Regions from separate parts of the Homo sapiens genome. Here all the other regions are linked to region 4. The links are chromatin contacts, found by Hi-C or POLR2A ChIA-PET in ENCODE. All regions are on one chromosome and are shown on one strand. The core of a region is the stretch at or near the end of the contact, and the rest is flanking DNA. Distances in the headings are between cores, read along the strand shown. Region 1 overlaps TMEM116 (transmembrane protein 116). Region 2 holds the start of ERP29 (endoplasmic reticulum protein 29). Region 3 overlaps SH2B3 (SH2B adaptor protein 3). Region 4 overlaps DTX1 (deltex E3 ubiquitin ligase 1).

What was found. A loop is a pair of places that touch in the nucleus more often than their neighbours do. ChIA-PET counts read pairs that join two places held with the same protein, here RNA polymerase II (POLR2A). Pooled maps may share reads with other maps.
Region 1: a loop to region 4 is called in a pooled map, with 6 times the contacts of the local background. The contact joins two enhancer-like sites. A Hi-C loop is called at or near these places in 4 of 37 single-sample maps with no recorded cell type and 1 of 50 pooled maps. POLR2A ChIA-PET finds 5 or more read pairs at or near these places in 1 of 52 experiments (OCI-LY7).
Region 2: a loop to region 4 is called in a map with no recorded cell type, with 13 times the contacts of the local background. The contact joins the promoter of ERP29 here to the enhancer-like site in region 4. A Hi-C loop is called at or near these places in 2 of 37 single-sample maps with no recorded cell type and 4 of 50 pooled maps.
Region 3: a loop to region 4 is called in a pooled map, with 4 times the contacts of the local background. The contact joins two enhancer-like sites. A Hi-C loop is called at or near these places in 3 of 37 single-sample maps with no recorded cell type and 2 of 50 pooled maps. POLR2A ChIA-PET finds 5 or more read pairs at or near these places in 1 of 52 experiments (activated CD4-positive, alpha-beta T cell).

The regions. Positions count from the first base shown.
Region 1 is chr12:111,990,385-111,995,955 of GRCh38, forward strand. It overlaps TMEM116 (transmembrane protein 116), which reads right to left. Exons shown (of 11, transcript NM_001193531.2): 4 at 1,374-1,505. It also overlaps the pseudogene SLC25A3P2. Among named protein-coding and RNA genes, the nearest start is that of TMEM116, 20 kb to the right of the region's middle. RefSeq lists a silencer at 1,581-1,875. Within about 2 kb of position 3,952, at least 3 of the 41 ENCODE cell types and tissues checked have a DNase peak (open chromatin) inside an H3K27ac peak, as active enhancers do.
Region 2 is chr12:112,011,569-112,017,200 of GRCh38, forward strand. ERP29 (endoplasmic reticulum protein 29) reads left to right here and starts at 1,858. Exons shown (of 3, transcript NM_006817.4): 1 at 1,858-2,041. The coding sequence starts at 1,898. It overlaps TMEM116 (transmembrane protein 116), which reads right to left and starts at 1,597. Exons shown (of 11, transcript NM_001193531.2): 1 at 1,434-1,597. RefSeq lists enhancers at 1-68, 573-1,461, 1,332-1,521, 3,192-3,331 and silencers at 1,682-1,761, 2,102-2,191.
Region 3 is chr12:111,427,696-111,433,936 of GRCh38, forward strand. All of the region lies in intron 2 of SH2B3 (SH2B adaptor protein 3), which reads left to right. LOC124903019 (a long non-coding RNA gene) reads right to left here. Exons shown (of 2, transcript XR_007063462.1): 2 at 4,789-6,241. Among named protein-coding and RNA genes, the nearest start is that of SH2B3, 25 kb to the left of the region's middle. RefSeq lists an enhancer at 3,039-3,348. Within about 2 kb of position 2,601, at least 12 of the 41 ENCODE cell types and tissues checked have a DNase peak (open chromatin) inside an H3K27ac peak, as active enhancers do.
Region 4 is chr12:113,072,791-113,078,747 of GRCh38, forward strand. DTX1 (deltex E3 ubiquitin ligase 1) reads left to right here. Exons shown (of 10, transcript NM_004416.3): 3 at 4,634-5,315. Among named protein-coding and RNA genes, the nearest start is that of DTX1, 19 kb to the left of the region's middle. Within about 2 kb of position 2,606, at least 5 of the 41 ENCODE cell types and tissues checked have a DNase peak (open chromatin) inside an H3K27ac peak, as active enhancers do.

The DNA of each region.
Region 1 (5,571 bases), core at 2,702-5,201, 1.1 Mb before region 4:
ATCAGGTCCAGGATTCTAATACAGACTTTTCTGATCAAAGACTATAATTACCTGAATAAACAATACAGCCTTAATTCTATTTAATTCATGAGGTTATTAGCAGGACTGAGCAAAGTATGACTCTAAAACATTTTAAACTCATATGAGATCGGTAACATTAGTGCACAGATTTTATACCACCAATTACATATTATTAATTTCTTACTAAATTGACAGAAATTTCCCCTCTAGTAACAAATTCCAAAGGAAATATCTAGCAGTGAGCATAGGCTGCATTTAAACCTTTACTTTTTTCACACTGCGTGTCTCAGAAATATAGAAGCAGTATTACATACTGATGGCACTATGTGGATTAATCCATTGGTAAAATTCATAAAAGATATACAATCCATATATGATTATCTGTAGTATTTTCAAAATCCAGTGTTTATTTTACTCCTGTAACACAAAACCATCCAATCATTTCAAATGATGTTATAGAAAAGTATTTAATTACCTGGAAATACGGTCACAATATGATAAATAATAAAAACAGGTTATAAAAAGTATTCATTGGCTGGGCACGGTGGCTCACACCTGTAATCCCAGCACTTTGGGAGGCTGAGACTGGCAGATCATGAGGTCAAGAGATCGAGACCATCCTGGCCAACATGGTGAAACCCCATCTCTACTAAAAGTACAAAAATTAGCTGGGCCTGGTGGCACGCGCCTGTAGTCCCAGCTACTCAGGAGGCTGAGGCAAGAGAATTGCTTGAACCTAGGAGGCGGAGGTTGCAGTGAGCCAAGATCGCGCCACTGCACTCCAGTCTGGCGACAGAGCGAGACTCTGTCTCAAAAAAAAAAAAAAAAAAAAAACGGCTGGGTGCGGTGGCTCATGCCTGTAATCCTAGCACTTTGAGAGGCCGAGGCGGGTGGATCATGAGGTCAGGAGATCGAGGCCATCCTGGCTAACACGGTGAAACCCCGTCTCTACTAAAAATACAAAAAAAATTAGTCGGGCGCGGTGGTGGGCGCCTGTAGTCCCAGCTACTCGGGAGGCTGAGGCAGGAGAATGGCATGAACCTGGGAGGCAGAGCTTGCAGTGAGCCGAGATCGCACCACTGTACTCCAGCCTGGTGACAGACCAAGTCTCTGTCTCAGAAAAAAAAAAAAAAAAATTAAAGAGTAAAGATAACATTATTTTTTTGCTTCTCTGAATTTTCAAAATATTCTATAATATAGTGTTTTTAATATGAAAAAAGATAAAAGCTATTGTTTCAAAATGTAACAATAAACAAATACGTCTCCACTTCCCAAGGTGAATCATCTTTGTTTCTATCTAGATCTGAGTGTGCCTTTCTTGCAAGGTGCAGTGACAGTCTTGTAGCACTCACCTGTCCAACTGCTTGTAGGTTATAGCAGATGATGTCCTTATTTGCTACTGAAGCTCCATAGAGAAGTGTCTCCGTGAGCCAGCAAAGTCCCAGGAGCAGGTCACAGAAGCTCAGATAAAAAAGTGGTCTTATCTGTCAAAGTAATAAAATCCTCATTTCATATGTGATGTAGCTAGGAGAATGTTAACAATGTAACAGTTCTTACATTTTATGTTTCTAGTAGGAAACTGACATCATTTTTCTGGGGCCTCTGCCATTGGTTGATTGTGGGCAATGCAAGGGAAGACTACAGATAGGAAGGAATCTATAACCACTATAACCACAGTTATCCCAACTGTTCTGGAATCAGAGTACTCATGGATAGATTAGTACTGAACCTTCTTACTCACAGGGACACTCCTTTCTTAGGTATAGGGTTAAAAAAAGAGTGGAAAGATGAGAAATTTTGTGGTGGAGATGTACCACAAGGAGACAATTGAGAGTGCTTTAGTGGCACAGGCAACATCTTCTACTTTTTTTTTTTTTTTTTGGAGACAGAGTTTCGCTCTGTCGCCCAGGCTAGAGTGCAGTGGCACGATCTCGGCTCATTGCAAGCTCTGCCTCCTGGGTTCACACCATTCTCCTGCCTCAGCCTCTCAAGTAGCTGGGACTACAGGCGCCCAGCACCACGCCTGGCTAATTTTTTGTATTTTTAGTAGAGATGGGGTTTCACCGTGTTAGCCAGGACGGTCTCGATCTCCTGACCTTGTGATCCACCCTCCTCGGCCTCCCAAAGTGCTGGGATCACAGGCATGAGCCAAACATCTTCTAAATATAAGAAATGAGGTATTCTGCTAAGTGTTTAGGGATGTGGCTGAGGACTTAAAGAAAATGAAAACGTTTACAGTAATAAAAAGTCAGGGTAAAAAGTCAGTAATACTGAAAAATGTCAGAATGAACTGTATGTGTTGCCTTTCGGTTTCTGACCACACTGGTGAAATTTGTCTCTTCTTATTCTTCTCCTTTTGGCATCCCCATTCCCACTTATCTAAAAATAGTTTTGGTCCTATGGAGAAAATTATAAACCATTTATTGAGGGACTCCTAAAGATTAAATGCAATCTCAATGAAATCTCAACCTATTTTCCTGTGGAACTTGACAAGCTGACTCTGAATCTGATGTGGAAGTACAAAATATCACCCTGTGAGCCACAATCCAAGGGAGTAACAGTGGGGTGTTTGCCATCTTAGGGAGAAGCTCTCATCCATGGCACACCTGGCATGGGTGAACTCCTTCAATGTGCCACACCTGCAGCTGGTGGACGATGGCCTCACGGACCTCCACAGCGGTCCCACAAGACCCGCAAGGCCCCCCCACTGCTCTCTTAACCTGGCAGCTGCTGCCTTATAAAAGTACAGTTGTGAATTTGACTCCACGAAGTATTATGCATTGTGTGGCTCTCGTGGGGTCTTAGGTTGTGGTCTGACACACACTGCGGTCATTCCCCTGGGTTTAGTGAAATGCTGTATGCAGGTGGACCCCCAAAAGTAGAAGGGCATATTTAATGGATTCTCAGTTACACTTAAGGAGGATGGTGTTCATTCTTTGGCTAAAGGACAGGCTCTGACTTTCATTGGCCACTCCATGCAGGTGTTCTGCAAGTTTGGCTTTTATGAAGTCTTTAAAGTCTTGTATAGCAACATACTCCCAGAGCATGTTATCTCTGGTGCACATCACTGTATTTGGCTGCCTCTGCCAGTGCTGAATTCTTTGCTGTAATTGCCCTATGGAAGCTGCTAAGGTTCAAATTCAAACCCAACCAGGTTAGACCAAGACTTTGAGGGATGCAGCTCCCAAGATGTATAAGGAAGAAGGCCTAAAAACATTCTACAAAGGGGTTGCTCCTCTCTGGATGAGACAGATAGCATATGCCATGATGAAGTTTGCCTGCTTTTAAGGTACTGTTGAAGCATTGTACAAGTTTGTGGTTCGGAAGCCCTGTGGTGAATGTTCAAAGACAGAGGAGCTGGTTGTAACATTTGTAGCAGGTTACATACCTGGAGTGTTTTGTGCAATTGTTTCTCACCCTGATGATTCTGTGGTATCTGTGTTGAATAAAGAAAAAGGTAGCAGTGCTTCTCAAGTCCTCCAGAGACTTGGATTTAAAGGTGTATGGAAGGGAATGTTTGTCTGTATCATTATGACTGGTACTCTGACTGCACTACAGTAGTTTATCTATGATTCTGTGAAGGTCTACTTCAGCCTCCCTTGCCCTCCCCCAAGATGCCAGAATCTCTGAAGAAGCAGCTTGGGTTAACTCAGTGACAGATCAAAGCAAATGTGGACTGAAACTGCTTGTTGATCAGTGTTGAAGAACGTACAAAAGGAACTTTCATATATTTGACAGTGTAGGAAATTGTCTATTCCTGATATAATTACTAGAGTACTTTCACTTAAGTCAAGAGTTTCAAATTTACTATTGAAATAAACCCAACTCTTCAGGAAAAAAAGAAAGAAATATAAAATATTAAGATAACCAAGACACTCTTGAAAAAAAAAGAAGAACTTGCCCCACCTCATCTTAAGACTTATCGTGGGATCTGGCCAGCAGCCCGCAATGCAACGGGGCTCTTTCTTTGTTCCCAGGTGGATCGGCAGGTCGAGAAATAAAAGACACACACAAAATAGTGAAAGCTGGGTCCAGGGCGTCACCGCCTTCTGGTCCTGTGATGCCGCCAATGCACTGGATATACTGGCATTTATTATTAAGTTTAGTGAGGGCGGGGGTAGGTTAGTGAGGGATTTAGGGGGTCATTTGATTATGAGGTGAGATGATCACATGGGGATGAAGTAATTCTTTAATGTAACATCGGTATGCATAAGTACAGTATACAGAGATAAGAATTTACAACATAGTGTGTGTGTCAGCAATTTCTAACAGAGCCTTAAAACAGAAACACAGTCTATCCATAACCTATGTTTAGTAAGATACTAATCAGCAGTAATATTTGCAGCAAAAGCTGGTTGCAAACAATCAACAGAAACAGGATGTGAAACAACCGGTTAGACCACAAATTCTCAGAAGGGAGTATGCCTTAACCCTAAAGAGACCCAGAAAAGCCGTGGCAAGATAAGGGCGTTTATAACCCTATCTTATCCATATGAACAAGCGCCCCTCATGTGTCTATTTATAGGCTCTCCACAAGGGTTGCATTGCATTCCCAGAGCTATGAACATCTGCTTTTCTGGGATAGTAATCTTGGTGATGTGAAACCTCCCTGACTGCACGTCCGTTTATAGGCTCTCTGCAGGGAGAAGCACATCACGCACTGTTGGCTCATTCTGGCAGCCAAACCTTGCATTGTCTTTACAAAATCCTGCATGCAATTTTGTATTTACAATAATCAGGAGCATTTCATCTTTTATTCCATAGCAATAGTTTCAGGAGGTCTCCCTACAAAAACTAACATAGACCTAGAGTGAAGATACTGTGGTACTAGTACAGGGATGGACAAATAGGTGAATAAAATGAAAATAGCCCAAATTAAACCCAGCAATATATATATAGATCTCTGATGTATGACATAAGTGGCTTTTTCAATCAGTGGAAAAGAGACAGTCTTTTCAAAATATGAAGCTAGAACAATTGGGTATCCATACAGGAAAAAAAAATGAAATTAGGCCCCTACTTTGTATCTCACACTACACTCAAAAAATCAGTTCTAGGACGGGCATGGTGGCTCACGTCTGTAATCTCTGCACTTTGGGAGGTGGGCAGATCACCTGAGGTCAGGAGCTCAAAACCAGCCTGGCCAACATAGTGAAACCCCATCTCTACTAAAAATACAAAAATTAGCTGGGCATGGTGGCGGGCGCCTGTAATTCCAGCTACTCAGGAGGCTGAGGCAGGAGAATCATTTGAACCCAGGAGGCGGAGGTTGCAGTGAGCCGAGATCATGCCACTGCACTCCAGCCTGAGCGACAGAGTGAGACTCCATCTAATCAGTTCTAGGTCAGGCTCAGTGACTATATGACTATAATCCTAACATTTTGGGAGGCCGAGGCAGGAGGACTGCTTGAGCCCAGGAGTTCAAGACCAGACTGGGAAACATGGTGAGACTCCATCTCTACAAATAAAATAAAAAATAAAAAAATTAGCTGGGCATGGTGACACACACTTGTGGTCTCAGCTACTTGGGAGTCTGAGGCAGGAGGATCA
Region 2 (5,632 bases), core at 608-3,107, 1.1 Mb before region 4:
CATCCATACTTCTTCAGCCCTATTATGTCCTACTGCATGACCTTAACCTCTTCCAACTAGACTATTGCCATACCCCATTAATTGGCTTTAGTCCCGTCTTCTCAATTCCAATCCATTTCCTTCATTCCTGAGTAATGTTGTTTTTGTTTTGAGACAGTCTTCTCTGTTGCCCAGACTGGAGTGCAGTGGCAGCAATCAGGGCTGACTGCAGCCTCGACCCCTCAGGTCCAAGTGATCCTGCTGCCTCAGCCTCCCAAGTACCTGGGACCACAGGCATGCACTACCACACATGGCTAATTTTTCTACTTATTGTAGAGACGAGGTTTCATTACGTTGCCCAGGCTGACCTGGGTGCTGTTTCTACACACAAATCTAACCTCACTCTCCTAGTTAAAACTTCTGGTGACTCCAAACCCTTTAGCTTGGTGAGACCCTTTCGAATCCGCCCCATGGAAGCTCAGTAATAATCAATCAAAATAAAAAAGAGCGGCAGCAGCTGTTGCGCCAGTTCGCCTTTACATAGATTCATCTCAACCAGTTCCCCAACATGCCTGTGCATAATTTTCCCATTGTTAGAAATGCCCTGTTTCTCTTTGCCTCATGCACGCCCCCTCTTATTTCAAGGTCCAGCTCAAAAGTCACCTCCTGTCTACAACTTCCTCTGATGCTCCTGAGCAGGGATGGCTGAATCTCTGTCTCTTTACAATAAGAAAATACGGTCTTTTTTTTTCTTTTTGAGACTGAGTCTCGCTCTGTCACCTAGGCTGAAGTGCAATGGCGAAATCTCGGCTCACCCCAACTTCCGCCTCCTGGGTTCATGCAATTCTCCTGCCTCAGCCTCTTGAGTAGCTGGGATTACAGGCACGCACCACCACACTCGCCTGATTTTTAGTAGAAACGGGGTTTCACCATGTTGGCCAGGCTGGTCTCGAACTCCTGACCTCAGGTAATCCACCTGCCTCGGCCTCCCAAAGTGCTGGGATTACAGACGTGAGTCAACGCGCCCAGCCGGAATAATATTTTACAGCAATTACACTGCACTGTTTAGATCATTATTCCTATGCCGCCTCCTCCCCCAACAAAGTGCGTGCCTTCAGCACACAACGGTCTTGTTTCTGCTTATTCCGTAGCCCCGCAGGCAAAGCCAGAGTCTGGCACAAGCCAGGGACCGAGTGACTACCTGCGGAACAGAATGATTAGAATTGCGTCTGGGGTTCCTGGAGGGTGGGCCTTGGCTGGGCGGATCCCAGGAGCCTGGCGTCTCCCAGGGGAGGCGCTCACCTCAGATCGGGCCTAAGAGGGCCCTGCTTGCCACACTGACCGCCAAGCCTGGCCAAAAAGCTCAGGGAAGCCGCGGAGCCACTGCCCGCCTGGGTCAGGGTGGTGACGGAGCCTGACTGAGAATAACGGCTGAACTTGACTAATAGACTGACCGAGGGTTGGAGCGGGTCCCAACCAACTGCCTGACGGCCCAAAGGCAGGAAGAAACGATGGTAGGCCTTGTCATCTTCGAAGGAGAGGAAGGACAGCAAACGAATTGCTATAGCGTCCCCATGCGCACTTGGCGCTTCTCCTCAAGCGGAGCAGGAACGGAACTGGGCGGACCCGCCGGAAGACTCGGCGAGTGCGCGCGCGCAGGAGCCCATTTTCCCGCCCGCAACGTGGCCCCGCCCTTTTACCCAGGCCCTACGCGAGCTTCGCCGAGTACGCGTGCGCAGCAGCTTCCCCTCCCTCGCCCCGCCCCTCACGTGGCCCCACCCTCTCACCCTAGACAGATGGGAGCCTCCTGGGGTGTCCACGTGAGCGCGCGTGAGTCCGCCCCCCCAGTCACGTGACCGCTGACTCGGGGCGTTCTCCACTATCGCTTACCTACCTCCCTCTGCAGGAACCCGGCGATATGGCTGCCGCTGTGCCCCGCGCCGCATTTCTCTCCCCGCTGCTTCCCCTTCTCCTGGGCTTCCTGCTCCTCTCCGCTCCGCATGGCGGCAGCGGCCTGCACACCAAGGGCGCCCTTCCCCTGGATACGGTCACTTTCTACAAGGTAACCGGGGCGGGGGACGTCGCGCGCAGGTGCCGCCGGGGCGCCCGGAAGAGCGCGCGCCCGTGGGGAGACGCTGGATTCCGGGAGCTGACGGGAGGTGGTCTGTAGCAACGGTCCCAGAGCTTCCCGGCGTCCTACAGGCCTAGTGGACTCTGAGCGGAGAATGTTATGACCACCGGGCATGCACGCTTCAGGGCCCCGGCGCACCCTTGCTTTTGCAGCATTTATACTTGCATCCACCCTTGCAAAGATGCAGCCGAGGGAACTGGGTGCCCCTTCCCTTCACCTGTGGGGAGAGGGCGGTGCCTGGCGAGATCCAACCCTCGAGTCCCAAGTGGGAGAACCGGAGGGCGGTGCGAGGTCGACGCCACCGGGCTCCCGGCTGTGGAAGCTGGGAGGGGTTGGCGGGGGGAAATGCAGGCGCGTTAGCCTGCGTGTCCGCGCCCCTCTTCCCAGGGTTGGATTGCAGCCTGCTTTGCAGTGTGCAAACAATGATCAGATATCATACATCTTGAATAGTGCAAGCGTGAAGAATAAGCTTCAGTTCAGCCACCCTGTAAAGCAGGGGTCCCCAACCACCAGGCCCGTCGGTGGCCTGTTAGAAACCGGGCCGCACAGCAGGAGGTGAGCGGCAGGCGAGCTAGCACTACAGCCTGAGCTCCGCCTCCTGTTACATCAGCTGCGGCATTACATTCTCATAGGAGCACGACCTTTATTGTGAACTACGCATGTGAGGGATCCAGGTTGTGTGCTTCTTATCAGAATCTAATGCCTGATGATCTGAGGCGAAACAGGTTCATGTCGAAACCACCCAACCCCGTGGAAAAGTTGTCTTCCATGAAACCAGTTCTTGGTGCCAAAAAGGTTGGGGATAGCTGTTGTAGGAAACATCTTGGGGTTGGCAACAAAATCAGTAAAATTGGGTCAAGGCATGGAAGAATTTGCCACTACCTCCGCCTTTCCCCCCTTCCATTTTTGCAGAATTAGGGATCCTGGCCTGAGTAAATGGACGGTTGGAAATGGTGGCTGAATGCAACACCGCAGTCCCAGTCCCCTCCTCTTGCACCTGTCTTCACCCACGAGCAGCTTTTAACTTCCTCTAGGAGATGGGCAAGCTTAGTGTTGCGAGAGAGCCAGTCATTTCATTTTCAGGTTTTGTACTCATTGTGGGGAAGTGAAACCAAGAAGTAGTTGTCTCCAGTGGTTGAAGTCTCCTATTTTCAAGCGTTCCCTGTCGTGGATTTGGCACTTGCAGCTCATTCAAGGCAAAGTTTCAAGAATTTAAAAGTGTAGGCCGGGCTTAGTGGCTCACGCCTGTAATCCCAGCACTTTGGGAGGCTGAGGCGGGTAGATCACCTGAGGTCAGGAGTTTGAGACCAGCCTGACCAACAAGGTGAAACCCCGTCCCTACTAAAAATACAAAAATTAGCTGGGCGTGGTGGTGGACACCTGTAGTCCCAGCTCCTCGGGAGGCTTAGACAGGAGAATTGCTTGAACCCAGGAGGCGGAGGTTGCGGTGAGCCAAGATCACGCCACTGCACTCCAGCCTGGGCGACAGAGCAAATACTCCGTCTCAAAAAAAAAAAAAAAAGTGTGGGCTGGGTGCGGTGGCTCATGCTTGTAATCCCGGCACTTTGGGAGGCTGAGGCAGGTAGATCACCTGAGGTCAGGAGTTGGAGACCAGCCTGGCCAACATGGTGAAACCCTGTCTCTACTAAAAATACAAAAATTAGCTGGGCGTGGTGGCGGGTGCCTGTAATCCCAGCTACTCGGGAGGCTGAGGCAGGAGAATTGCTTGAACCTGGGAGGTGGAGGTTGCAGTAAGCCGTCATCATGCCATGACACTCCAGCCTGGGCAACAAGAGCAAAACTCTGTCTCAAAAAAAAAAAAAATGGTGTAGGTGTGGCTGATTGGTTGTCAGGCATGCTCAGACACACCCTACAGCACCCTATGCTTTGGGGGCCTTTACTGGCAAAATGACACCCCTACCCCACCCTGCTCCATGGGAATCAGATAATATCACAGAACAAGTGTGACCCAAAGGGAAACTTTGCGCCATAAAGCTAACAGTGTTTTCTACTATTACCACCCTAGTCTAGGTCAACATTACAATAGCCTCTTCTCTGGTCTCCCTGCTTCCACTCTTGAGTCTCCACACAGTAGCCTAAGTTCTATATGACCTGACTCCTGGCTTCCCTCTCATCTCCCAACCATTCTCCTACTGTCTTTTGAATATTCCTTGCTCTTTACTGCCTTAGGATATGTTGCACTAGTTGTTCCTTGTGACTGGAATATTCTCTGCCCAAACTTTGAAAGGCTAGTTAGTTACTTCTCATCATTCGGGCTTAGGTTAAGTGTTTCCTCCTTAGAGTTCTTCCTTGATTTATCTTCCCCCCAGTCTAAAGTGCCAGTCACATTAATCTGTTTTATTTCTCCATACAGCACTCATCACTGATTTTTTAAAAATCTATTTTGCCATCTTTCTCTCTCACTGGAATATTATGTGCTCATGAAGAAGCTCCTTGTCTATTTTGTTCCTGATCGTCTGCGCTGCATAACAGATTACCTGTCTCATAGAAGGTGCACAATAACTATTTTGTTGCGTGAATGAACAAACGTTTTCTCCAGTCTCTTTTCAAATCTTCTCTTCCATCACGACTGAACCAAAAGGAAATGTACTAGTGTTCTGTCTGGCAGCCTTGTTCCATGCTTTGCCTTTCAGTGATTTCCAGTATCTTTTTTGTTGTTGTTTCTTTCCCTTCACCATCACTAGAATGTTAGTTTCATGAGCTAAGAGATGCCATTTTGTTCCCTGCTGTGTTCACTTAGTATGGTGCCTGGCAGGCCTTTAGTAACTTTTTACTCAATGAACGAATGAATGAATAATGAACTTATCTATACTTTAAAGAAGTGAGTTGCCTGATTATAGGTAATGGTAGAGCTGATTCCCACTAGCCCATTGGACACCAAGGGCTGGTAGGAAGTAGATGAGGAAAATAGACTTCTAAAGCTATCATTAAGAGATAACAGACCACTTCGGGAGGCCGAGGCAGGTGGATCACAAGTTCAGGAGATCGAGGTCATCCTGGCTAACACGGTGAAACCCTGTCTCTACTAAAAATACAAAAAAATTAGCCGGACGTGGTGGCGGGCACCTGTAGTCCCAGCTACTTGGGAGGCTGAGGCAGGAGAATGGCGTGAACACGGGAGGCGGAGCTGCAGAGAGCTGAGATGGCACCACTGCACTCCAGCCCGGGCAACAGAGCGAGACCCTGCCTCAAAAAAAAAATAAAAAATAACAGACTAAGATAACAAGAGAAAATTCTTTATGCAAATGTTTGCCATTCAAAACCATTCTGCCTTACCCTTGAAACTAAGAATGGTGAAAGTAGAAGGTGGAGATCTCTGAATTCTATTTTAATGTTAGACCACTGTATAATTATTAATATTATTCCATAATACAAGTGCAGGCCCTTGAAAGTAGGTATCCCGTGTTTTGCTTTTTAAACATTCTCCCCTTCCCCAACATGTAGCATCTGCTACAAAGCCTGTCAGAGTATTGTTCATTCATCAGATATTTTCAGAACATC
Region 3 (6,241 bases), core at 1,351-3,850, 1.6 Mb before region 4:
AGTCCTGCCAGCCCTGGTGGTTCTGGAGGTTGAGCCTCAGTTTCCCTCATCTGTACAGTGGAGGACATGATGGAGTTCTAGCTGTTGATAAATGCCCTTTAAACCACCATTTATTGGGCTTTCCTTATACAGCAGGCACTTTACTGACCTGGCTTCATTTTATCTTCACAGCAGCCCTGTGAGGGTAGCTGCGCCATTAGGCCCATTTCACAGATGGGGAGACTAGGTCTGAGAGAGCTTAGGTGGCTTTCCCAAGGTCTCACAGCCCCTGTGGCTGAGAGGGGCTTGGAACCTGGGCAGTTGGCTGCCCCTGTGAGCAGTGAGTCCTTAGAAGGACTTACTGTCAGTATTATTGATGGCACTGTTAACTAGGGCCCTGCATGGGTGGGGGCACCTGTTTTGGGCTCTTGGACTAGGAAAAGCTCCTGTGGCCATTTTATCCAATGCCACCATTTTATAGATGCCAACACCGAGGCCTGGAGGGGGCTGGCCAGCGCCCCTCACCTGGCACAGAGGACTCTGCCTGGCACATCCCACCCATGGCCTCTGATGCCCAGCTTGGAGAAGTGGTAGAAGAGGGGCTGGGGGATGCCTCAGGGGGACTTAGCCCTCAGCCCTGAGCCCCCCGCTGCATCACAGGCCTGAGTGCCCAGGAGGCAGTGGTCTGGGTAGGAGTGGCTGCGACTCGGGGGTAAATGTGCTTCAGAGCCATCCCCACTCATCCCCTTTCGAGCCAGGTGTCCCTGGTGTGTGACTTGGCCTTGCTGGGCCTCAGTTTTCTGTAAAATGGGAAGTGTCATGGGGGGCAGGCTACGGTAAGCACTGATAGGGCAGGTGAGGGGCAGCCTCGGGCCCACCCTTCTGGCAGGAGACATTTGGGGCACCCAGAAGCCCTGGAACAAGGCCACTCTGACCTTGATTTTGGGAGCACAAAGTCCCCCCAAGAGATAGCACAGGAGCCCGGGTGTCTGATGAGTGACCCATCCCTTGGGGGCCTCAGTTCCTGGGTGTGCCTGGGTCTGCAGGGGAGGCAGAGGCACAGGTGGGCAGCTCCCTCTGGGTGGGCTGTGACCCTGCCTGGGCACAGGAGGGCCGTGCCCGTCCGTCCTTGCCGTGATTCTTCCAGGTGGCACCGCCCTCACACCTCCTTTACAGAGGAGGAAACTGAGACCCGGGGAGGCCACAGGAGTCGGGCTCTGGGCCCAGAGCCTGGGCGGGGATGCAGGAGCCACCCCCATGCCTCCGGGTGTGGGAAAGGGGAAGCAGAAAGAAAGGGACGTCCGCCGGAGGCCTGGCGGTTTCCTCTCGGGGCAGGAGTGCGAGGAGGAGGAGGAGGAGGAGGAGGAGGAGGAAGAGGAGGAGGAGGAGGAGGAGGGACGGCAGGAAGCCGCCTCGGGCTCTGACAGGCGCGGCCCTGGCCTGCCCCTGCCCTTCTGAGCCTGTGACCCGGGGGAAGGCACTTTGCCCTCCCTGTGCCTCAGTTTACTCAAGTAAAAATAGCTGAATGATGGCTCTGGCCCCAGGATCAACTGAGTGCTGTCTGGGAAGCACCTAGAGCTGTGCCCAACACAGCCAGTGTTCGCTGGGGCCTGCAAGGCTTTGCTGCTGCAGGCATCACTGGCGTTGTCATTTTTATTTATTATTTATTTATTTAGAGACAGAGTCTCGCTCTGTCGCCCAGGTTAGAGCAGAGTGGTGTGATTTTGGCTCACTGCAACCACCGCCTCCAGGGTTCAAGCAATTCTCCTGCCTCAGCCTCCCGAGTAGCTGGGATTACAGGCGCCCACCACCACACTCCGCTAATTTTTCTGTATTATTAGTAGAGACGCGGTTTCGCCATGTTGGCCAGGCTGGTCTCGAACTCCTGACCTCAGGCTGTCCATCTGCCTCGGCCTCCCAAAGTGCTAGGATTACAGGCGTGAGCTACCGCGCCCGGCCCATTTTTATTAATTGGTTTTCATGTGACAGGCACTGTGTCCGCCACATCCCATGGAATCCTTATCACAAACCCCGGAGGTGGGGACAGTGATGAAGCCATTTCACAGCCAAGAAAACTAGGCACAGAGAGGTCCAGAAACTTGCCCGAGGCCCCAGAGCTGGTAGGTGGCCAAGGCAGGAAATGAGAGTCCCTGGTGGGTCTGCCAAGGCCGGGGGGCACCAGGGGCAGGGGGTTTGTGTTTAGGCCCCAGAACAGGCAGAGAGAAAGCACCCACCCTCCACCGTCAGAACGAGCCTGTATCCCGGCAAGCAGGGCAGACTGAGCCCTGGTCTTGGCAGGCAGGCAGAGCTCAGGTCCTGGCGGGCACACAGGCTTAAGAAGCCGGTTTTTTCCTGGGCCCACGTCTCCTGGGGGACCAGCGGCAGAGGCTCCTGGGGTAGGAACGGAGGTCCCATCCTCACTCTGTCCTGGGCTGCCATGTGACCCAGGTAGGTCCCAGTCCTCTCTGAGCTATGAAGTGGGTGCCTGCAGTGGCCTTCTGGGAGTGATGGGGAAGGCGGAGGGGGTTGGGCAGGGCTCCTGCGGCCCCAGCCACACACACTGCCGCCCCATCTGCCCCCTTATTGGGGTTCCATGCAAAATCGTTTTTGAAAAAGTGCTTTGCCGCTTAGAAGAAACCCCCGACCGCGCTGAAACCACGGGGGCAGATGGTATCGGGGCGCTTCCTTTCAGCTCAAATTCTGCGAATCCACAGCCTAGAAAGTGCCCTGAATCCAACAAGGGGGGAGGTAATTAAGTTATTATGGTCCATCCCCACCCCGTCCTGCTTACCAGGCCTGGCTGCTCTTACTGGCTTCTTGGAAGTTGGTGTGGTATTTTTTTGTTTTGTTTGTTTTCGAGGCTGGTATTGAGATGAGACCATTGTGGGGTCAGGGCTGTGGGCTTGGAGGTTCAGGGTCAGGGTCCAGGGGCGAAGGGTGGACGCTGGAGAAGGGCAGATGGACAGGGTCAGGTTCAGATCTTGGCTCTTGTATCCTTGCTGTGTGGCTCTGGGCCAAGAACTTGGCCTCTCTGCGCCTCAGTGGCTCATTACAGAAAATGGGATGCCAGCACTTGCCTTAGTGGGTTGTTTTGAGCCAACTGCAGGCTCAGGGAGTAGCTGGCATGATGTGTTCCTACCCTGAAGGGCAGAAAAAGGGGAAGGAGGCCACCAGATCCCACAGGTGGGTCCCCAGGGTCCCTCCCCGGGATGGGCAGCAGCCTGGCTGCTCCCCACAGCAACCCCTGGCTGGCCCCATTGGCGCTGCTGGAAATCCCCCACCCAGTTCTTTGTGAATGGAAAAGGAAACTGATTGCGCTAGAAGAGGTCTCCGAGTGCCGGCCGGGGGTGGGTGGCGGGGGGGGCTTCCTCTCCCAGTGCAGGAGGGGCCACCTCAGCTTCCTTTCTGGGGCCCCATACCCCCTTTTTCCTATCTCCCCTCTGAGTTGAGGAGGAGGCTGTGGCCCCCGCCCACTGTTTGGCCTCTGGAACCACTGGGTGACAGTGTACATCGGGGCGATTAAGGGCCACCTGGCCTCTGGACCTCCCTCGCTGTGGCTGCTGCCTGGGACCCCCCACCCCATGCCTGACTCGAACCCCAACCTCAGCTCTACACACAGGGGCACCACTGTAGGAGGAGAGAGAAACCTCTCTCTAGGGAACCACCTGGAAGGGGGCCCTGCCCTGTCTTCATCTGGGTACCCCATGTAATCTAGGAAACTGTCTTTAACTTGCCGAGGGCCTCCATGTCTGAGTTCCTAATGTTTTTTATTTTGCTTTTTCAATTAATAAAGCTCATGGCAGAAACTATTTAAAGAAAAAAAAAAACAGTAACAGAAAAACCTCCCACAATCTCACTACCCAGAGAGAACCAGCATTTCCATTTTGGTAGATGTCATTATTGTCATTTTTGTTTTGTTTTTGAGACTGGGGGACACTGCTCTGTCCCCCAGACTAGAGAGCAGTGGCGCCATCTCGGCTCATTGCATCCTCAACCTCCTGGGCTCAAGGTGATCTTCCCACCTTAGCCTCCCAAGTAGCTGGGACTATTTAATGCTGCTATTAGCATAGACATTAGCAGGACACCATGCCCTGCTAATTTTTAAGTTTTTTTGTAGAGACAAACTCTCACTATGTTGCCTAGGCTGGTCTTAAACTCCTAGGCTCAACAGTCCTCCCGCCTAGGTCTCCCAAAGTTCTGGGATTTACAGGCGTGAGCCACCACCACACCCAGCCTCTTCTCTGTCTTTAACTTTGCCTCCGCCTCCAAATTCCAATTCCTTCAGCAATTGCTGGGAAGGGATTACTTTTTGCACAATTCTGTCTGGAGCCCCTTGCAGGCAGGAGCTTGTGGACAAAAGCTTCAGCCTTTGCGGGCCTGGCATTCCTCATACTATTTGGTCACCTGCTTTTTTCACTTTGTGTCCTGAACATTTTTCTGTATTCTTTTTTTTTTTTTTTTCCACCTCCTAGGTTCAAGCGATTCTCGTGCCTCAGGCTCCCGAGTAGCCAGGATTACAGGCATGTGCCACCACGCCCGGCTAATTTTTGTATTTTTAGTAGAGACGGGGTTTCACCATGTTGGCCAGGCTGGTCTCGAACTCCTGACCTCAGGTGAGCTGCCTGCCTCAGCCTCCCAAAGTGCTGGGATTACAGCCACCGCGCCCAGCCCATTTTTAACTTTTTTGCTGGTATAGATGACCCTGGGATGAACACCTTATGTCAGTCTTGGTGCCCACTTCTGATGATTTTCTTCTGCTCAGTTCCTAGAAGGGGAGTGCTGGGTCAAGGCTTTTATGAGCACTTCTGATCCGTTCTTGCTCTCAAAGCTTTATTGAGATATAATTTACAAACCATAAAATTCGCTTGTGTAAAGCGTATAATTCATTGGTTTTTAGTATATTTACAGAGTTGTGCAACCCTCACCATAATCTAATTTTAGAACATTTTCGTCATCAAAAAAGGAAACCTTGTACCCATGAACAGTCACTCCCCATACCTCCCTCCCCAGCCCCTGGCAACCACTCATCTCTTTTCTGTCTCCAGGGATTTACCTATTCTGGACATTTCACATATGTGGAATCAGACTATGCAGCCTTTTGTGTCTGGCTTCCTTCACTTAGCATCATGTTTTCCAGGTTCACCGAAGTTACAGCATGTATTTTGTTCCTTTTTATGGCTGAAAAATACTCCATTGTATGGACTTGCCACATTTTGCTTATTTGTTTATCACTTAATAGACATCAGGTTATCTCCACTTTCTGGCTGTTATGAATAATGCTGCTATGAACATTCGTGGACAAGTTTTTGTGTGGATCTGTGTTTTCATTTCTCTTGGGATACATCTAGGAGTGGAATTGCTGGGGCATACAGTAATTCTATGTTTAATTACATTGGGCTGGGCACGGTGGCTAACGCCAGTAATCCCAGCACTTTGGGGGGCTAAGGCAGGTGGATCACTTGATGTCAGGAGTTTGAGACCAGCCTGGCCAACATGGTGAAACCCTGTCTCTACTAAAAATCAAAAATTAGCTGGGCGTGGTGGTGGATACCTTTAATCCCAGTTACTCAGGAGGCTGAGGCAGAAGAATCACTTGAACCCAGGAGGTGGAGGCTGCAGCGAGCCAAGATCATGCCATTGCACTCCAGCCTGGGAAACAGAGAGAGACTCTGACTCAGAAAAAAAAATGACTATATATAAAATAAATATGACTGCCAACCTGTTTTCTGAAGCAACTGTACCATTTTATATTCCCACCATCATTGCGTGAGAGGACTCCAGTTTCTCCATGTCCTTGCCAATATTTGTTATTGTCTGTCTTCTTGATTGTAGCCATCCCAGCCATCTTAAAGGGTGTGAAGTAGTTTCTCAGTGTGGTGTTTTTTTTGTTTGTTTGTTTTAAACGGGGTCTTGTTCTGTCACCCAGCCTGGAGTGCAGTGCAGTGGAGTGCAGAGGCAGCTCACTGCAGCCTCAAACTCCTGGGCTCAAGTGATCCTCCCACCTCAGCCTCTTGAGTAGCTAGGATTACAGGCACACACCACCACACTCAGCTAATTTTTGTTTTTCACTACACTACGTGATGTGGTTTTTTGTTTTGTTTTGTTTTGTTTTTGTTTTTTGAAGAGCTGGGGTTTCACCATATTTCCCAGGCTGGTCTCGAACACCTGGATTCAAGCAGTCCTCTCACCTCAGCCTCCCAAAATGCTGGGATTACAGGTGTGAGCTACCGGGTTTAGCCTCAGTGTGGTTTTGATATGCATT
Region 4 (5,957 bases), core at 1,356-3,855:
CCTCCTGGGTTCAAGCGATTCTCATGCCTTAGCCTCCTGAGTAACTGGGATTACAGGCACGTACCACCACGCCTGGCTAATGTTTGTATTTTTTAGTAGAGATCGGGGGTTTCACCATGTGGGCCAGGCTGGTCCCGAATTCCTGACCTCAGATGATCCACCCGCCTCAGCTTCCCAAAGTGTTGGGATTACAGGCATGAGCCACTGCACCTGGCTCGACCCGAGAGACTTCTGAGTTGCTTGAATCACTTCACTCTGCACCTCCTATCCCGGCCCCTCCCCTGCCGAGCTCAGGATTTGGCACACAGGGGAAGTTAAATAAGGCGGGTTCCCATTGCTTCCCTTCCTATCCTGCACATTTTTCAGGTAATACACTGCCTTCACCTCACCAGGAGCTGAATGGTGGTACTTCAGGCACATCAGCCTTGAAGATCAGTCATCACAACCCCTCATTTTGCAGGTGGGGAAACTGAGGCCCTGAGAGGGGAAGACCAGCACACAAGAGCAGGTGGGAGCAGGATCCAGGGTTTTCTCTCTAACTCACCTCCTCCCGGGCCTACTGTGGAGGAAGCCCCATCACCAGGGAAGAAATCAATCTGCACACACTCAATTAAAATGATAAATCAGGCATCAGAGTGAGGCTGCCCCAGAGATGCAGGGGAAGTTTTTGTCTGATTGGCTGGAACATGGTAGGTGCCCAGGGACCTTATTTCCTGGGGCTGGGCTGCCAGTCCAACCTCTCCACCTCTTCAACCCCGCCCCTTTCATATCAATAGCCATAGCTCCGTGCCTCGATTTCTCCAGCTATTGGGGCCTGTCCAGTTGGCAGGGCACAAGGCTAGTCTGTAGCCCTTGTGATTCTAACAGAGGAGAGGGCAGAGGACAAGCTCTTTCAGCCCTGAGTAGGGACACACCAGTGTGGAACAGTCTGAGTTCCCCTATCTGGTTGCAGATCCCTGGGCCAGGCACCCGAGGAAGATGCCAATTAACAATGGAAATGCCTTCCAGGTTTTGAGGTCCTACTGTGTGCAGGTACTGTGCCAGGTGCTGGGAGTACAGCAGTGAGCAAAGCAGACAAGATCCCTGACTTTGCAGCTGACAGCCTAGAGTGAGGATACGCAGCATAAAGAATGCATGCAGATTAATACATCATGTCACAGCCTGGCGCAGTGGCTCACACCTGTAATCCCAGCACTTTGGGAGGCTGAGGCAGGTGGATCACCTGAGGTCAGGAGTTCGAGACCAGCCTGGCCAACATGGTGAAATCCCGTCTCTACGAAAAATACAAAAAAAATCAGCTGGGTGACACATACCTGTAATGCCAGCTACTTGGGAGTCTGAGGCAGGAGAATCGTTTGAACCTGGGAGGCAGAGGTTGCAGTGAGCCGAGATCACGCCACTGCACTCCAGGCTGGGTGACAGAGAAAGACTCTCTCTCATATATATATATAGTCAGTCAGGTAATGCCAAGTGCCAGGGAGGAAAATAAAGCAAGCTCAGAGGACAGCAATAGGAGGGCTGCACTTTTAGATGTTTGAACACACACCTGTAAGAAAGAAGGGAGGAAATGATGAGAACATCTGGGAATGGTGAGGTCATATTCCAGGCAGAGGGAACAGCCAGTGAGAAGGCCCTGAGGCTGGACAGTGCCTGGTGTATTTGAGGAACAGCAAGGAGGCCAGGGTGGCTGGAATGGAGTGAGTGATAAGGGGGAGGTAGACAATGCCAGAGGAGGACAGGGCCCCACAATGTGTGATTTCGTTGTAGGTCATGGCAAGGACTTTGGCTTTTACTCCAAGTGAGCGGAAGCCAGGAAGGATTTTGAGCAGAGGAAAGATGTGATCTGACTTGCATTGAGCAGGATCCCTCTGGCTGCGGTATGGGAAATGGATTACAGAGGCCAGTCATGAGTCTACTGCAATGGTCCAGGCAGGAGAGATAACATGGCGGGGACTGGGTGGTGTGAGTGCAGTGGGGAGCAGTGGTCAGATGTGGATGTGTTTGAAGGTGGAGATGACTGGATTTACTGACAGATTGGAGGTGGGATATGAGGTAGAAGTCAAGGATGAGACCAAGATTTGGGGGTCCAAGGAAGAGCATCCGGAAGCGCAGGAGCTGCCAGGAATTGCTATGTGAAGACTTCAGGAGGAGCAGGTTTGGGGCAGGGGAGAGCAGAGCTGAGTTCAAGGTGCCTGTTAAACCTCTCCAGGGAAGGGTCATGAACCTGGCTCCCAGGGGAGAAGACGGGGCCAAAGATGGCAGATTTTGGAATCATCAGAGTAGACACGGTATTTATCTCAATTGATCCTCTCAGCAACCCCACAAGCAACTGTTGCTACAGCTGGCAAACGCAGCAGTCTTCTATTGCATGTCTGCTTATGCCCATTTTCAACATGAGAAAACTGGGGCCCAGAGATGCTGAGTTGCCTACGCACAGTCACAGAGCTGGAAAGTCAGAAAGTCAGGACTTGAAGTGAGGGCTGTCTGCCTCCCAGCCCTGGGGTCCCACCCAGACCCTCTGCAGCTGTTCTCACTCACTCCTCCCCCAAATACTGTGTGAGAGGGAAGGGCTGGGTCATGGATGATCACCCCTCTTTTTGAGATGGGGCCACTAAGGCCTGAGGAGGCTTAAGGGACTTTCCCGCAGTTGAGGGGAAGTCAAGTGTGCAGCCTTTCTGCAGGTGTGCCAAATGAACCCAGCAAAAGACTCACTTCATCAGCCCCAAGACACAGAGCAGGCTAAAGGCTCTGAGAAGTCCTGCGGCCTGGACCTTGGGTTATCTCTGGTTAGCCCAGAGTTTCCCGTGGAGCCTTGCTGTCAGGGGAGCACGCAGAGCTTTGGCAAACATGAAGCTGTGGTTTGGAGTAAAGCCTCAGTGCCCTCCTTTATGAAAGGGGGCCCACCTGGCAGTCAGCAGTTGTTTGTTGAAGGAAGTAACAAATGAAACAAACAGATGAATGAAAGTAACAAATAAGCAAATGAAGGAATGGACGAATGCAGGGATGAGCACAAAGTGTGAATGAATTAAAAAAAAAAGAATCCATTTGTGACCTAATGAATTTATTCATTCATTCAACAAATATCGCTCGAGCACCTGCTGTGTGCAGGTGCTGGGGATATAGCAGTAAATAAAACAAAATCCCTGACCTTGTGGCTATTACATTCTAGCGAGGGGGGGACAGACAGAAACCAAGATAAATGGGTAGAATGTGAAGTATATCTGAGGGAGAAAATGGAGCGGGGAAGGAGAGAGGGGAAAGTACGTGGGGGGTGCACATTTTTAAATAGGATGATGGTAAATGAAGGAATGTCTGAATGCCTGAATACGGGAGTGGGCTGAAGATGGAGAATACATAAAGGTATCAATTTAAAAAAAGCATAAGGGGCCCAGGGGCGGTGGCTCACACCTGTAATCCCAGCACTTTGGGAGGCTGAGGTGGGTGGATCACCTGAGGTCAGGAGTTCGAGACCAGCCTGGCCAACATGGCAAAACCCCATCTCTACTAAAAATACAAAAATTAGCCCAGCAAGGTGGTGCATGCCTGTAGTCCCAGCTACTCAGGAGGCTGAGGCAGGAGAATCGCTTGAACCTGGAGGCGGAGATTGCATTGAGCCTAGATTGTGCCACTGTATTCCAGCCTGGGCGACAGAGCAATACTCTGCCTGGAAAAAAAAAAAAAAAAAAAGTGGGGCCGGTCATGGTGGCTCACACCTGTCATCTCAGCACTTTGGGAGGCCAAGGCGGTTGGATTGCTTGAGCCGAAGAGTTTGAGACTTAGCCTGGGCAACATAGGGAGACCCCTGTCTCTAAATAAATAAATAAAATAAAATAACATAATGGATGACTGCAGGCACGAATGAATGACCTAAGGAAAGAATCAATGAATGAATGAATCATTGAATGAAGGAATATATGAATATGTGAACTAGGGCATGGATAAGTGAATGAACTAATGCAAGAATTGTTGAATGACTAAATGAAATAGTGCTTAAATTAATGAACTAAGGCATGAACAGATTGATGAATGAATCATTGAATGAGTGAGCAAACTATAATGAAGAAGAGGACTGCATGGGGCCTATGTGCATGGCCTTGGTCTCTGTCTATGCCTGCCCCACTTTATCTGACTCTGGTCTGAAGAACCCCCAGGCCCCCTTTGCCCTCCCCCGCACCATCCAGGGCCTGTGATAACCCCCACTTCAGTGTCTGTCTTGGCCCTGGAGAGGTGGAGGGTGGGGGAGCCCTCCACACCTTGCTGGTTTCCTACCCCAGGCTATCTTGGCACCCCCACCCTGTTTGGTGGCTCTCCCGCCCCTACGCCCAATCTACTGACCACGCGCCCCTGCCCACCTCTCGCCCCAGTGCTATGCGCTGAACCTTTAGCCCCGGCCCCCCTCACCCTGGCTGCCGCCTGTCCTGACCCTCCAGCCTGTGCTGAACCTCATGCCTGGGCCTTGACCTCCTTCCTCTCCGTGCATGTGTTGACCCTCTCCCCAAGTCTGGGTGGACCCCCTGGAGGCCTGTGCTGACCCCCCAACCTCCCGCCCACCCTTGCCTGGCTGTGGCCCGCCCTTCCAGCCGCGCAGACCAACGCCCGCTGTGCTGACGCCTCCTCCCCATTTCGAGTACAGGCACCATGCGGCCCGTGCGGCGCAACTTCTACGACCCGTCGTCGGCGCCGGGCAAGGGCATCGTGTGGGAGTGGGAGAACGACGGCGGCGCATGGACGGCCTACGATATGGACATCTGCATCACCATCCAGAACGCCTACGAGAAGCAGCACCCGTGGCTCGACCTCTCATCGCTAGGCTTCTGCTACCTCATCTACTTCAACAGCATGTCGCAGATGAACCGCCAGACGCGCCGGCGCCGCCGCCTGCGCCGCCGCCTGGACCTCGCCTACCCGCTCACCGTGGGCTCCATCCCTAAGTCGCAGTCGTGGCCCGTGGGCGCCAGCTCGGGCCAGCCCTGCTCCTGCCAGCAGTGCCTGCTGGTCAACAGCACGCGCGCCGCCTCCAACGCCATCCTGGCCTCGCAGCGCCGCAAGGCGCCCCCCGCGCCCCCGCTGCCGCCGCCGCCGCCACCTGGAGGGCCTCCAGGCGCGCTTGCCGTGCGCCCCAGCGCCACCTTCACAGGCGCCGCGCTCTGGGCAGCGCCCGCCGCCGGCCCCGCCGAGCCCGCGCCGCCTCCCGGGGCGCCCCCACGGAGCCCGGGCGCCCCCGGCGGAGCGCGCACCCCGGGGCAGAACAACCTCAACCGGCCCGGGCCCCAGCGCACCACCAGCGTGAGCGCGCGCGCCTCCATCCCGCCGGGGTAAGACGGGGCCCAGGGGGAGGGGGCCTCTGCGTCGTCCGCAGGCAAGGACGAAGCCCGGGGGTGGTTGGCCACTAGGGCAGGAGCAAAGATTACAATAATAATAATGACGATAAGTAATATCCAGCATGCACTAAATGTTCATTTTGTGCCAAGCATCAACTAAGCACCTTTACATGTTCCCACACATCTATCTCCATGCATAAGGACCCTATGAGGTAGGTACCATCATCACCTCCAGTTCACAGATGAAGAACTAACTCCCCCAAGATCAGACAGTTCACAAGTGATGGGGCCATAATAGCAACATCAGCAATGGTGCGTGTTCCATGTTTATTATTTGCTAAACCCGTTATATGTATCACCTCGTTTATTCTGCCAAACAGTTCTACCATGTGCATATTATAGATGGGGAAACCGAGGCTAGGAGAGCTATGGTGCCTTCTCATTTATTCCACCAAACAGTTCTACCATGTGCATATTACAGATGGGGAAGCCAAGGCTGGGAAAGCTATGGTGCCTTCTCAGGGTCACCGGGGAAGGGTAGACATTGGAGTCCAGACCTGCCCAATTCCAAAGTCTGTGCTGTGTTGTCTTAGGATTTTTAGAGGGCTTCAGAGTCCATCTGTCCTTGTCCCAGTC